Regions from separate parts of the Homo sapiens genome. Here region 1 is linked to region 2. The links are chromatin contacts, found by Hi-C or POLR2A ChIA-PET in ENCODE. All regions are on one chromosome and are shown on one strand. The core of a region is the stretch at or near the end of the contact, and the rest is flanking DNA. Distances in the headings are between cores, read along the strand shown.

The links. A loop is a pair of places that touch in the nucleus more often than their neighbours do. ChIA-PET counts read pairs that join two places held with the same protein, here RNA polymerase II (POLR2A). Pooled maps may share reads with other maps.
Region 1: a map of IMR-90 shows a loop between it and region 2 (3-fold over the local background). The contact joins the promoter of ACTA1 here to the enhancer-like site in region 2. A Hi-C loop is called at or near these places in 1 of 168 maps with a recorded cell type or tissue (IMR-90) and 2 of 50 pooled maps. POLR2A ChIA-PET finds 5 or more read pairs at or near these places in 1 of 52 experiments (Panc1).

What each region holds. Positions count from the first base shown.
Region 1 is chr1:229,432,844-229,439,682 of GRCh38, reverse strand. It overlaps ACTA1 (actin alpha 1, skeletal muscle), which reads left to right and starts at 5,589. Exons shown (of 7, transcript NM_001100.4): 1 at 5,589-5,679; 2 at 6,556-6,696; 3 at 6,803-6,839. The coding sequence starts at 6,568. RefSeq lists silencers at 1,370-1,449, 1,915-2,115, 5,587-5,881.
Region 2 is chr1:229,121,914-229,128,649 of GRCh38, reverse strand. It overlaps LINC02815 (long intergenic non-protein coding RNA 2815), which reads left to right. Exons shown (of 5, transcript NR_186727.1): 2 at 5,537-5,924. Among named protein-coding and RNA genes, the nearest start is that of LINC02815, 29 kb to the left of the region's middle. Within about 2 kb of position 4,009, at least 3 of the 41 ENCODE cell types and tissues checked have a DNase peak (open chromatin) inside an H3K27ac peak, as active enhancers do.

The DNA of each region.
Region 1 (6,839 bases), core at 4,340-6,839, 310 kb before region 2:
AAAAAAAAAATATATATATATATATATATATACACACACACACACCCGTGTAAACAAATCCACTCATTAAAAACCAAGATACATTTAAAAAAAATAATACTGGGTCAGGTATGGTGGCTCACACCTGTAATCCTAGCACTTTGGGTGACCAAGATGGGAGAATCGTTTGAGCTGAGGAATTCACAACCAGCCTGGGCAACACAGCAAGACCCTGTCTGTACAAAAAAAATTACAAAAATTAGCCAGGCATGGTTATGTGTGCCTGTAGTCCTAGCTACTTGTGAGGCTGAGTTGGGAGGATTGCTTGAGCCCAGGAGTTTGTGACTACAGTGAGCCATGATCACACCACTGCACTCCAGCCTGGGTGACAGATTAAGACCCTGTCTCAAATAATATTATGTAATTCTAAATTTTAAGAAAAACACTGTAGAAAATGAAAAAGAAAATAGACCTCTGTAATCCCACCAGCTGGAAATAATTAGTCACCATTATGAAATAGACTTTTGGACTGCATATGCTTTTTCATTTTGTAACCTACTTTTCTCATGGGAGATGTGAGCATTTTGCTGTATCCTTAATCCAGTGTTTCTTGACCTTTTTTTTTTTATCACCCCTCCTGAGGAGCCTTTTTAGACAGTTTTTCCTAATCACCTCCCACTCCAAAGAAAGTGTAATACCACAGACCTACTATATATCATTCATTCATTCATTCATTCATTCATTCATTCATTTGGAAATGGAGTCTTGCTCTGTCACCCAGGCTGGAGTGCAGTGGCGCGATCTTGGCTCGCTGCAACCTCTGCCTCCTGGGTTCAAGCAATTCTCCTGCCTCAGCCTCCCGAGTAGCTGGGATTACAGGCACCCGCCATCATGCCTGGCTAATTTTTGTATTTTTAATAGAGACAGGGTTTCACCATGTTGGCCAGGCTGGTCTAGAACTCCTGACCTCAGGTGATCTGCCTGCCTCGGCCTCCCAAAGTGCTGGGATTATAGGCGTGAGCCACCACACTTGGCCGACTATCTTTTAAATGTACTGTGGCCTTTGGAAGCCATAAACCATTGTACTATCTGAATTTTTTTCACTCTCTAAGAACCAAGTTTTCCCCCTTTGAGAATGCCCATCTTAATTATTATTTAGAATACAATGTTTTAAATGCGTGATACTTTACCATATGGCAGAACCATAATTAATGTAACAGCCCTTATTCTCTTGCTGTAGCTCTCTCTCAAAAGACACATTTTTTTGACCATTTTAAATAATGCTAGAATAAATCTTTGTACAAAAATCTTTATGCCCTCCAAATACGGTGAACATGACATTGACTCTCCTTGCTCAGTTGCAGTGACATTGATGTGTGTATACTGAGCAGGCCAATGACTTTAATGTTCTTTTCTCACCTTTTCTGCCACTGCACTGTGTGCACCTGCCCCAAGCCCTTAGTCATTGGAAGCAAGACATGGCACCATGTGCTGAATGTTTCATATGTCTTAGGTACTCACCTAGTTTGTTGTTTTGTTTTTGGTTTTGGTTTTGGTTTTTTGAGACGGAGTCTTGCTCTGTTCCTAGGCTGGAGTGCAGTAGCGCAATCTCAGCTCACTGCAGCCTGTCTCTTGGGTTCAAGAGATTCTCCTGCCTCAGCCTCCCTAGTAGCTGGGATTACAGGCACCCGCCACCATGCCCAGCTAATTTTTTTGTATTTTTAGTAGAGACCAGGTTTCACCATGTTGGCCAGGCTGGTGTTGAACTCCTGACCTCAAGTGATCTGTCCACCTGGGCCTCCCAAAGTGCTGGGATTACAGACGTGAGCCACCGCACTCAGCTCTCACCTGGTTTTAATCCTCAGATCAGTCTTAAGGAGTATTGTGAGTTGAGAATGCTTTCTGGAAAGTCACTTGTCCAAGATCACATAGCCAGTCAGAGGGGAAGGTAAATGCAGCTCTGCTTGATTCCAGAATGCAAGCTCCTAACCAGTTCATGATATTCTGGGTATAAAGAATGTTGAAGAGAGGGCACTGCTCCAATGAATCATCAGGTTCTTAGAGGTGGCCATGAGTGCAAAAACCACCAGCTTCAGGAGGAGGAAAAAGTAGAAAATCCAAGCCCAAGCCCTTTCTTTGGGCTGCCAGGAGTTGACTCAACTTTTTTTTTTTTTTTTTTTTTGAGATGGAGTCTCTCTCTGTTGCCCAGGCCTGGCGTGCAGTGGTGGGATCTCGGCTCACTGCAACCTCTGCCTCCCAGGTTCAAGTGATTCTCCTGTCTCAGCCTCCCGAGTAGCTGGGATTATAGGTGTGCACCACCACGCCTGGCTAATTTTTGTGTTTTTAGTAGAGACGGGGTTTCACCATGTTGGCCAGGCTGGTCTTGAACTCCTGACCTCAAGTGATCCACCAGCCTCGGCTTCCCAAAGTGCTGGGATTACAGGCATGGGCCACCGCGCCTGGCCGACCCGACGTTTTTAAGTAGCTTGTGAGAATGAGTTGGTCTTTGTCTACCCTGTTCCTGGAATATCTCTAACTTGGAGTGCCCAGCCAGCCCCTCAAAGCTGAGTTTCTGGGGAAGCTACGGCTTTTCATGTCAGGATGTCTTTGGCTCATTACTGGGAAAGATCCCTCAAGGGCCTGTTCTGTTTCGAACTGTACCCAGTGTTGGTGAGGATTAGAGAGAAGCAGCAGTCCTTGCCCTCCCTGGCCACTGGCAGTAGAAGGAAGGACAGCCCAAGCCCGTCTCCTCCACTGGCTGCTGTGGAACCTGGGGTGTGTTTTAGCTCATTAAGCCTCAGTTTTCTTTAAAAAAGAAAAAAAACTGGAATGAGTAATACCTATCTTATTTACCTTAGGATAGTTAAACGGTTAATTGAAACACGAAAGCATATTATAAAGTGTTTTACCAATTCCTGTTTAAATTGATAGGAAACACAGTAGGAAGACTGGAACTGAGCAAGATTGGGGTACGGGTGTGTGGAGTGTTGAGGGGCACAATTGGAGAGAAGGGAAGTGTGAACACACCGGGGTAGTGGTAGCAGAAGGGCCCGGTCAGGGTATGAAGAGCTGAGGCTGCACCTGAAAACTTAGAAGCAGGAACTCCCTGTCAAGCATACCCTACATGGCTGACCTTTACTTAGTGACAGTTCTCAAAAGGCGGAGCAGGGCGCCGCTGCGCTCCCCCAAAACATACATGTATGGAGACGTGGCTCTGCCACCCACCATTCAGTCTATTCTCTAAGCCAATGAGAATGCAACAAGACCAGAATGGGACTGAGGGTGGCCTGTGGTGACCTGTCAGGGACTATTTAAACCAGCCGCAAATCATGTGGGCAGGGAACAGATGCCTGGCTGGCCACCTCAGGGGCCATCTCCCACAGTTTGCTGTACTAGCAGGTCTCTGTTCGCTTGTGAGTGTTTTTAATCATGGTCAGCTTTTAGTGTGGGTTTGAATGTAACAGACTGAGCTTAGAAAAGCTTTCTGTAAGGAAAGGTAAGAGTTGAACTGAGCAAGAGTTTTGAAAAATAGTGACAATCCCATTCTCCTTTGGAATGCGCACAAATATTGAGGTATCCAGTGAACGGCAGCAAATTTCCTACCTTCAAGGCCCAAATGTAAGCTAGTCCCCTTACGTTACATGCAGCTCATTTGCTAAGTGGTTTTTTTCTAGTATCTCCACTACTCGCTGACACAGGAGGACACAGGATGTTAAAAAGGAAATACAGTTCTGTCAATTATTCACTTACTCTCCAAAATACTTGGAAGAACTAAATATGGAACCATAGGAGACTTTATCCTCACCGCATAGTCCCTATACTAGTCAAACTCCTTATTTTTTAATTGATCATTTTTAGGAAGGTAGCATTTTATTCACTAGAACATTTTTGTTAATACTTGTTTATTTTTGGGATGAACTGCCATGATGTGGGCTACAGAGGAGGGTCGCATATGCTTCCATCCCCCTTTTAGAGAATCCACACCTGTCCCAGTTGCTGGGTTCCACTACCAAAAGTGAATTGCAACTATTTTAGGAGCACTTAAGCACATCCGAAAAATGAGTGATTCTGTTCTGGCCCACACCACATCACTGATGTACCCCCTTAAAGCATGTCCCTGAGTTCATCACAGAAGACTGCTCCTCCTGTGCCCTCCACAAGGTTAGAACTGTCCTTGTCTTAGGGAAAAAGGAGAGAGAGAGAGAGAGAGAGAGAGAGAGAGAGAGAGAGAGAGAGAGAGAGGGACAGGCACCAACTGGGTAACCTCTGCTGACCCCCACTCTACTTTACCATAAGTAGCTCCAAATCCTTCTAGAAAATCTGAAAGGCATAGCCCCATATATCAGTGATATAAATAGAACCTGCAGCAGGCTCTGGTAAATGATGACTACAAGGTGGACTGGGAGGCAGCCCGGCCTTGGCAGGCATCATCCTCTAAATATAAAGATGAGTTTGTTCAGCCTTTGCAGAAGGAAAAACTGCCACCCATCCTAGAGTGCCGCGTCCTTGTCCCCCCACCCCCTCCAATTTATTGGGAGGAAGGACCAGCTAAGCCTCATCTAGGAAGAGCCCCTCACCCATCTCCACCTCCACTCCAGGTCTAGCCAGTCCTGGGTTGTGACCCTTGTCTTTCAGCCCCAGGAGAGGGACACACATAGTGCCACCAAAGAGGCTGGGGGAGGGCCTCAGCCCACCAAAACCTGGGGCCAGTGCGTCCTACAGGAGGGGAACCCTCACCCCTTCAATCCCTTTAGGAGACCCAAGGGCGCTGCGCGTCCCTGAGGCGGACAGCTCCGTGTGCTCAGGCTTTGCGCCTGACAGGCCTATCCCCGGGAGCCCCCGCGCCTCCTCCCCGGCGCTCCGCCCTCGCCTCCCCCCGCCAGTTGTCTATCCTGCGACAGCTGCGCGCCCTCCGGCCGCCGGTGGCCCTCTGTGCGGTGGGGGAAGGGGTCGACGTGGCTCAGCTTTTTGGATTCAGGGAGCTCGGGGGTGGGAAGAGAGAAATGGAGTTCCAGGGGCGTAAAGGAGAGGGAGTTCGCCTTCCTTCCCTTCCTGAGACTCAGGAGTGACTGCTTCTCCAATCCTCCCAAGCCCACCACTCCACACGACTCCCTCTTCCCGGTAGTCGCAAGTGGGAGTTTGGGGATCTGAGCAAAGAACCCGAAGAGGAGTTGAAATATTGGAAGTCAGCAGTCAGGCACCTTCCCGAGCGCCCAGGGCGCTCAGAGTGGACATGGTTGGGGAGGCCTTTGGGACAGGTGCGGTTCCCGGAGCGCAGGCGCACACATGCACCCACCGGCGAACGCGGTGACCCTCGCCCCACCCCATCCCCTCCGGCGGGCAACTGGGTCGGGTCAGGAGGGGCAAACCCGCTAGGGAGACACTCCATATACGGCCCGGCCCGCGTTACCTGGGACCGGGCCAACCCGCTCCTTCTTTGGTCAACGCAGGGGACCCGGGCGGGGGCCCAGGCCGCGAACCGGCCGAGGGAGGGGGCTCTAGTGCCCAACACCCAAATATGGCTCGAGAAGGGCAGCGACATTCCTGCGGGGTGGCGCGGAGGGAATGCCCGCGGGCTATATAAAACCTGAGCAGAGGGACAAGCGGCCACCGCAGCGGACAGCGCCAAGTGAAGCCTCGCTTCCCCTCCGCGGCGACCAGGGCCCGAGCCGAGAGTAGCAGTTGTAGCTACCCGCCCAGGTAGGGCAGGAGTTGGGAGGGGACAGGGGGACAGGGCACTACCGAGGGGAACCTGAAGGACTCCGGGGCAGAACCCAGTCGGTTCACCTGGTCAGCCCCAGGCCTGCGCCCTGAGCGCTGTGCCTCGTCTCCGGAGCCACACGCGCTTTAAAAAGGAGGCAAGACAGTCAGCCTCTGGAAATTAGACTTCTCCAAATTTTTCTCTAGCCCCTTTGGGCTCCTTTACCTGGCATGTAGGATGTGCCTAGGGAGATAAACGGTTTTGCTTTAGTTGTCGCCAAGGCAGTTCCCTTCCAAACTAGCGCTAGAGCGAATGAGCGAGCAGCCAGGACCACCCATTCTGGGTTTCCAACAGGCGAAAAGGCCCTTTCTGAGTTTGAAATGTCACAGGGTTCCTAACAGGCCACTCTTCCCTGGATGGGGTGCCAACGCCTTTCCCATGGGCATCTCCTTCCACCCTCACGCTGGCCCAGCAAGCAGGCAGTGCTGAGGCCTTATCTCCCTAGGTGACAGATGTGGTCAGGGAGGCGCAGAGAGGATGGGCACTAGCGTCCAGCTCCTGGAACAGGTGTCAGGCAGGGAGGGCAGACAGGTCTTGGGGAACATGTTCCCCTGGCTATGTGGACAGAGGACTTCTCAGTGGGGTCTCGCGACCCTGTGCCCCTTTTCCTGGTTCAGGGCAGCCCTTAGCCGGGGCAAAGGTCGAGAAGAGAACCCCTGGTCGCCGCCCTGGCAGAATTTGAGTGGCTCCGGCAGGAGATGTCCCTAGGTTCCTGGGGAGGGAGGACGTCGGGGCCAGCCAGGCTTACCCCCCCCTGCCGCTGAGACTTCTGCGCTGATGCACCGCGCCTCTTCGCGGTCTCCCTGTCCTTGCAGAAACTAGACACAATGTGCGACGAAGACGAGACCACCGCCCTCGTGTGCGACAATGGCTCCGGCCTGGTGAAAGCCGGCTTCGCCGGGGATGACGCCCCTAGGGCCGTGTTCCCGTCCATCGTGGGCCGCCCCCGACACCAGGTCAGGCTGCCCCTCCGCAGAGGGAGCCGGCTCGGGGTCCCCGCGTAAGCCAGCCTGGTGCCACCCGGAGCGGCGTTAACGGGTGCGTGGTGTCTCGGCTCTGCAGGGCGTCATGGTCGGTATGGGTCAGAAAGATTCCTACG
Region 2 (6,736 bases), core at 2,760-5,259:
GAGCCAAGATCACGCCACTGCACTCCAGCCTGGCAACAGAGCAAGACTTCGTCTAAAAAAAAAAAAAAAAAAAAAAAAAGACTAGTTCATGATACTTATTAAGAGCTTAATTTTAAAAAAACAAAGCTCTTATTGTAATTACCTTTAGTTTTTTCATTTATAAAGAGGACAAAGAAAATCAGCATACACGCACACTCACTGATATAGAACTGGCTCCAGCGCAGGGAGTTCTATTTTAAGCAGGCCCAAGTGGGCCTTGTCTCTACAAGTCAATAGCAAAATAGAGGGTAAGGGGAGATCTGAATGGTTCTGGGAGCAGCCGGGGAAAGCAGAAACCAGGTTCATTTAGAGAGACGTGGGAGGACGAGCTTCTGTCTCTGGGTGGCCTCTCTTCCTCTCTGGAAACTTCTTCTGCAGCAGATGGGCTATGCAGGATTCCCTCTCACCATGCACAGGCCGCAGCAGGCTGGCCCAGGACTCCCACTTAGTGCAGATTTTATGTCTGTTAAACACACATGACCCTTCTTTGGGACAAAGAAATTCTGGGTTTAATAGAGGCTCATCATCAGGCTAAAAACAATCTGGTGAGGCCACAGTTGGGTGTATGAGGCTCTTCTTGGTCCATGGCAAGGAAGGAAAATTCACTCTGCCCACTGATTATATAGGCCGCAGAATACTAGAGATTTGGGTGGTCTTTTTGTTTTACAAAAGTACAGCAGGCCACTTAGAACAAAAACATGGACTAGTTTAGGACTGGGGAGAAGAAATACATTTTGGTTCGTCTAAATCTCCTAGAATTGTTTTCTCAGCTTCTTCTAGATCCATACTCATTTCAAACTTGATCTCTAGCTTGAGAATTTTTGAAATGTAGCTGAATCATTTGAATCCATCCCCCATGTCGACAATCTGTAACTCAAAACTTACCCATAACACAAATAAGTATTTGCAGAGGGGAGGTTCAAGAATGCTTAAAAGTTTAATTGAAGGCTTCCCTCATTGTTCACAAGTTTGCTTTGGGGTTCACTGAGAAGAATTAACATTTGTGGATAGTGTGGGCATCAGAACTGGACCTCTTTCATACAAGGCTTTGATGCCTCCAGCAACAGAATGGCTGTCTGTAGTCCGCTTGGCTGTGGCTCTGAGTTTGAGGGCTGGCTCCAGGCCTCCTGGGGCTTCCCCATCCCTGCACCTTCCCACTAGCCACTTCCTTTGTGGTTTCCAACGTGTCCTCTCTCAGAGTGCTGCTCAAATCTGTTTTGATTGGGGTGGTCAGTTCACAAGTTAAGAATGTGTACATTTGATCAAAACTTGTTCTGCTCCCATCTTGAAAACTTCTAAGTTCTGATGTCTGTCATTAAGAACTATGTTCATTGTATTTGATAGTACAATAGGAAAATTACAGTTAACAGTTGTTTATTGTAAATTTCAAAGTGACTAGAAGAGAAGAATTATAATGTTCCCATCACAAAGAAAGGATAAATGTCTGAGCTGAGGGATATCCCAATTACCCTGACTTGATCATCACACACGGCATACAGGTATCAGAATCTCACACGTACCCCCAAAATATGCACAACTATTATATATAAATTTAAAAACTATAATAAAAAAGAATTATGTTCATTGAAATTAATTTTGAGGGAATTTTGTCTCTGTTGCCTGACTAAACCTGCTTAGTCAAAATATAGCCTTATCTTTAAATTTCTTTGCCCATGTATGTTCTTCAGTTAATTTTTTTAACCTCATTTCCCTCCACATCACCTTCCCCCTCCTCTGCTAACTTGTCTTACGTGTGCCACCGCCTCCATCTTTCTTCTGACCTTTTAGTGGAGGCATCCTTATGCATTTTGTTTCTCATCTTATATCTGATTTATAAAGAAAACCAGTACGGTCACACCCTCTATGCTTGCCTGAGTTACCACCTAGCAAAGTGATGTATCCCAGAAAAACATCTGAAAGTAAGTTTTCAGGTCCCTTCAAGGATTATTTTGTCTCTAGTTACAGCACATGGATCCAGATAGCAGATGAAATACATTTCTTTTCTTCGTGCTTAAAAACACTAACCGCGGCTGGGCAAGGAGCCTTATGCCTGTAATCCCAGCACTTGGGGAGGCCAAGGCAGGTGGATTGCTTGAGCTCAGGAGTTCAAGACCAGCCTAGGCAACATGGTGAAACCCCTTCTCTACAAAAATTACAAAAATTAGCCGGGCGTGGTGGCAAGAGCCTTGTAGTCCCAGATCCTCTGGAGTCTGAGGTAAGAAGATCGCTTGAGCCTGGGAGGCAGAGGTTGCAGTGAGCTATGGTGGTACCACTGCACTCCAGCCTGGGCAACAGAGACCCTGGCTCAAAAATAAAAACACCAAACAATTCCCAGTGTAAAAAAAATAAAAATAAAAACACCAACTGCATCTTTCTTTATTTGATCTTATAGTCATGCTGACCCTCCGTCTAACTTTTGTCTGTTCTCCACATCCCACATCTCCTAATTTTATTTGTCTAAAAACTTCCCACAGGAACATGAAAACATGAGCTCTCAAGATGTCCATTGGTTTAGGGAGGAGAAGCTGGCTGAGAGGATAGAACATAGATGAAGGTGTAGAGAACAGCACCACTTCCAGACTAAGACTTTGGATTCAGGAAAAAAAAATGTGGGTTCTCCTTCCAATTAGGGGGCATGGCAATGAGTGGGAAATGCGGCTTCTTTAGGGAAGGAGCCAAAGCTTCCTAGCTTTATAGTTTGGATAGAACTAAAATTAAGATTTCAACTGGGGGCAGTAGTACCCAGGTCTTGGACGCTCAGTGCGGCCTCTTTGAGGGCCAGTTTTCCATTGCACACCATGGGAGTGACCACATTTTGATTCGGGGCTTGAGTAGTCATTTCAGACACATTTACCAGGTGTGTGTTGTGGATAAACCATATGGTGTTTAACACAAAGTATAGATGTCCTAGGCCTAGTGCCCCTCAGGGAATAAAAATAATAATAACAATAATAAAAATGAGATGATGAAGCAAGTTCACCCACAATTATATTCCAGAAAGGATATAACCACCAAGACAGAGATCCCAAGAGGGGAAGCGGGTGTTTGGAAATGTGGCAGATCACATCCTTTTGAGGGCAGAAAGGAAGATAATTCTAGAGACCCAAGAAAGCAAGATAGGAAGGATTAGTTTTCCCAGCACAAATTTTGGTAGTTGAGGAATTTATGGGAGCAACAATAAAGCATTTAAAAATCCTGGCTGTATCGTTCAAAATCGTATTACTTGGGTATCTATTCTACAATACATATTTTACTTAATGAAAAAATGAGTATCTCTATAACTGATTTTAATAATAATTAACTACAGGGCTATTTTCAATTCTGCTGCTCAAGATGACGGTTTTGTTAGGTCAGCTTTCTCTCCGCTCCCATTAAGAAGTCATTAATAATTTCTCACTAAATCACAATTATTAATAATTTCTTAATGGCCATGAAAAGAAAGCTGCCCTAAAAGATGTTGTCTTGGGCAACAGAATCGCAAATAGTACTGCAGGTAATTATTAATGAATCAACCCTTTAATCCTTACAGAGATTTAACATTAGCCAGGCTTTATCAAACCACCTTCCCACACTGCAGTGCACGTGAAGATGATTTCAATGGAGTAATTGTTCAGCTCTTCCCTCCCGCTCTTGTGTTCAGGCTGGGGAGCCAGTTACTACATGGCATCAATTCTTTCTAAAGAGTAGTCACTCCCACTCAGAAAGCTGCTAGGATCGTTGGGGCCCTTGGATACTCAGGGGCCACTTGCAGGAAAACAATTTTATTCCAGGAAGATCAGCTTTTCCTGAGGCTTCTCTCAGGGCTTTCCAGGCTGTCCTAACTGGCAGAGTCAGGATTCTGCGCTCCGAAACTTGGACTCTGTCCCATTGAGAATATGGTTAGGAAACCAGACTGCAAGCCCCTGCCGTGGAGTATCCACCTGCTCAGGAGAACCCGTCCCCAGGTGGGGAGGGTGCTGCTCCCACGAATATCACCGTGGGGCTCCAGCGCCATCACCTGCCTCCCTGGCTTGCAAGCCATGCTTCCTCATGGCGGTCTACTCTTTAACAGGTGAAGTCCAAGCTCCTGACAGGTCCTGCATAACATTTGCTTGGAAACCTTTTACCAATGAGTTGGTTCTTTCAGAGCAATAGTGGGAGACAGCAATATTTCTCAGGGAGTAATAAGGATCCTTCAATAGTTCCTTTTTTCCTTCCAAATTAGAGTAGCTTTTAAGAGTCAGTGTATTTAATACAGGGGTCAACCTCCTCTTTTCTTAGTTTGCAAACCACATAATCTTCTCTGTGGCTTTTCACTCATCTGCAGGTCTGGATAAGCAAAGAGGAGCTTCTCGTTTCTAGGGAGTGGGCAATCTCTTTGGACTTGGACCACCAGGGGATGAACCAGCAATGCTGGGGGCTTGGGGTATAAGCAGTGGAGCAGGAAAAACAGAGACAAACAGATGGGCATTAAGGAAGGGGCAAGCAAGAAGGTAGGGAATGCAGTGGCAGCAGCCAGATGACAGGAGGCTGAGGAATGGAAAGTGAGCCTTTTGCAGAGTGCCACCTGCGGAAGCTGCTTCTGGTCTGCACAGAGGTCTGACTCTAGCAGCAAAGGGGATGCCCAGGAGACGGCAGTGCCTGAAAGAGCTCCACACAAAGGGGCAAGAACCTATTCTGGCTGCCTTGGTCCACCTGTGTGTCCTTACACATGGCATTTCCTGAGGGGCTGGAGGCTGGGTGGGTCATGTGTATGAGAAGCTCTACCTTTATTACAGCTGCTTTTCATGGAACCAAGTATTTCCCTACTTAAACTCAGGCAGGGGAAGTTGGGAACAAAGCAGGGTACCTTGGCAGGAGACCTCTCCACCCACCATGCGTGGGCCTGATAAGGACCAGGAACTCCAAGTCAGAAAAGCCCAGGCCCTTCTTAGGAGGGCTGCAAATAGGTCCTGTCCAAGCCCATTCCCTCATCTTTTTACAACCTATGAGCTCCCAAGATAGGAAGAGTGGGCCTCTACAACCAAGCCAAAGAGATTGCCTCAGGGCTCCTGTACCCCTCCCCTGGGCAGGTTTGCCTGCCCAAGGAGGAGGTGGCACTTCTGCTGTGAAGCGAGTGGGCATAGAGACTCTGCCAGGACCTGACAAGTGACCAGCCACCTCTGTCACCACAAGTGCCAACAAAAGCACAAAGGGAACATCCTCTGGGGCTCAGTGGGCGAGGAGCTGCCTGGCACAGAGCAGGTGTGCAGTAATACCTGTGACCTGAACGGATGCAGTGATGGCCGGGCTTGAGGATCAGACTCAAATCACTGGCTGAGAGGATGAGAAGGTCCGGGCCAGCTCAGGGGAGCTCAGGGCAGGTGGCCAGAGCTGGGCCACTGAGACTGGGCTTGCAGTCAGGTCTTCAGATGGAGGGGACTGGGCATGGGCAGTGCTTCAGTGCTGGAGGAGCCAGGCCGAGGGGATTATCACAATCAGCTCCTAACCCGCCTCTTGCCTTCCTTGTCCCTTCTAGCCTCTCTCTCATCGGATGGTGAAGATACTTCCCTAAAGCTCCCATCCGACCACATCATTCCTCTGCTCAGATCCTTTGATGGATGCTTGTAAGAGGAAAGATGGTTCCTGTTTATTCACCAGATAGGGTTCCAGGGGTGATGCCAAGTGCCTGATGGAAAGACGAATGTCAAGGAGCCTGCAGGCCACTCAGCAGCAAGGCAGGAATGCATCGTGGAGGCAGGACCATGACCTCTGTTGGGGAGCAGATGCTGGAGAACAGCTCCGACTCCTCCCAGCACTGATGCTGCCTTCCCACGAGCACCTGTGGATTCCTCCCAGCCTGGCTCCTGCTTTGACTGCAGGATTTGCTCCGTCTCCTCTCCAATGATGCCTCCATCTTTGCTCAGGTCTGAATTCTCATTACCCTTCCCTCCAGCCCCCAGCTCAGACATGATCTCCTTTCTGGCTTCTCCTGAGGTTTAATAGCTGTCCGTCCTCTCCCTGCCCCAGACATTTCCTGATATGACCAGGCAGAACTCCCCAGCTGCTCTTCCAGGAGAGAAGCTCTGTCAATCCATCATGATAACCTCTCAGTGTCTCGCACAGCGTGGGCTTCAATTCATATATGTGGAAATTGGGCAAAAATTGAGAAAGTCCCCGTGGAAAGAGTTGTCTGAGGAGGTGACAAAGGAAGGCTTAATATAATAGAGCTCCCCTTCCCAGGGGTTATGTTACAAGACTCCCCAGTGGATGCATGGAACCTCAGATCGTACCGAACCCTATTGTCTGAGTCTGTTCTTGTTGCTCTAAAGGAATACAGAAGGCTGGCAATTTATAAAGGAAAGTGGCTTCTTTGGCTCATGATTCTGATGGCTGGAAAATGTCAAGATCGGGCATTAGCATCTGGCAAGGACCACGGGCTGCTTCCACTCTCAGTAGAAGGTGAAGGGAGCCAGTGAGTGCAGAAGTTATGCCCGAGAGAGGAGGCAAGGGAGAGAGGGGAGGTGCCAGGCTCTTTTTAACAGCCAGCTCTCAAGGGAACTAACAGAGCAAGAACTCCCCACTCTCTCAGGGGAGGGCATTAATCTATTCCCGAGGGATTCGCCCCCATGACCCAAGCACCTCCCATTAGGCTCCACCTCCAACATTGGGGATCAAATTTCAACATGCAGTTTGCAGGACAAACATCCTAACGATAACGCCTACGGGCCTCTATGTT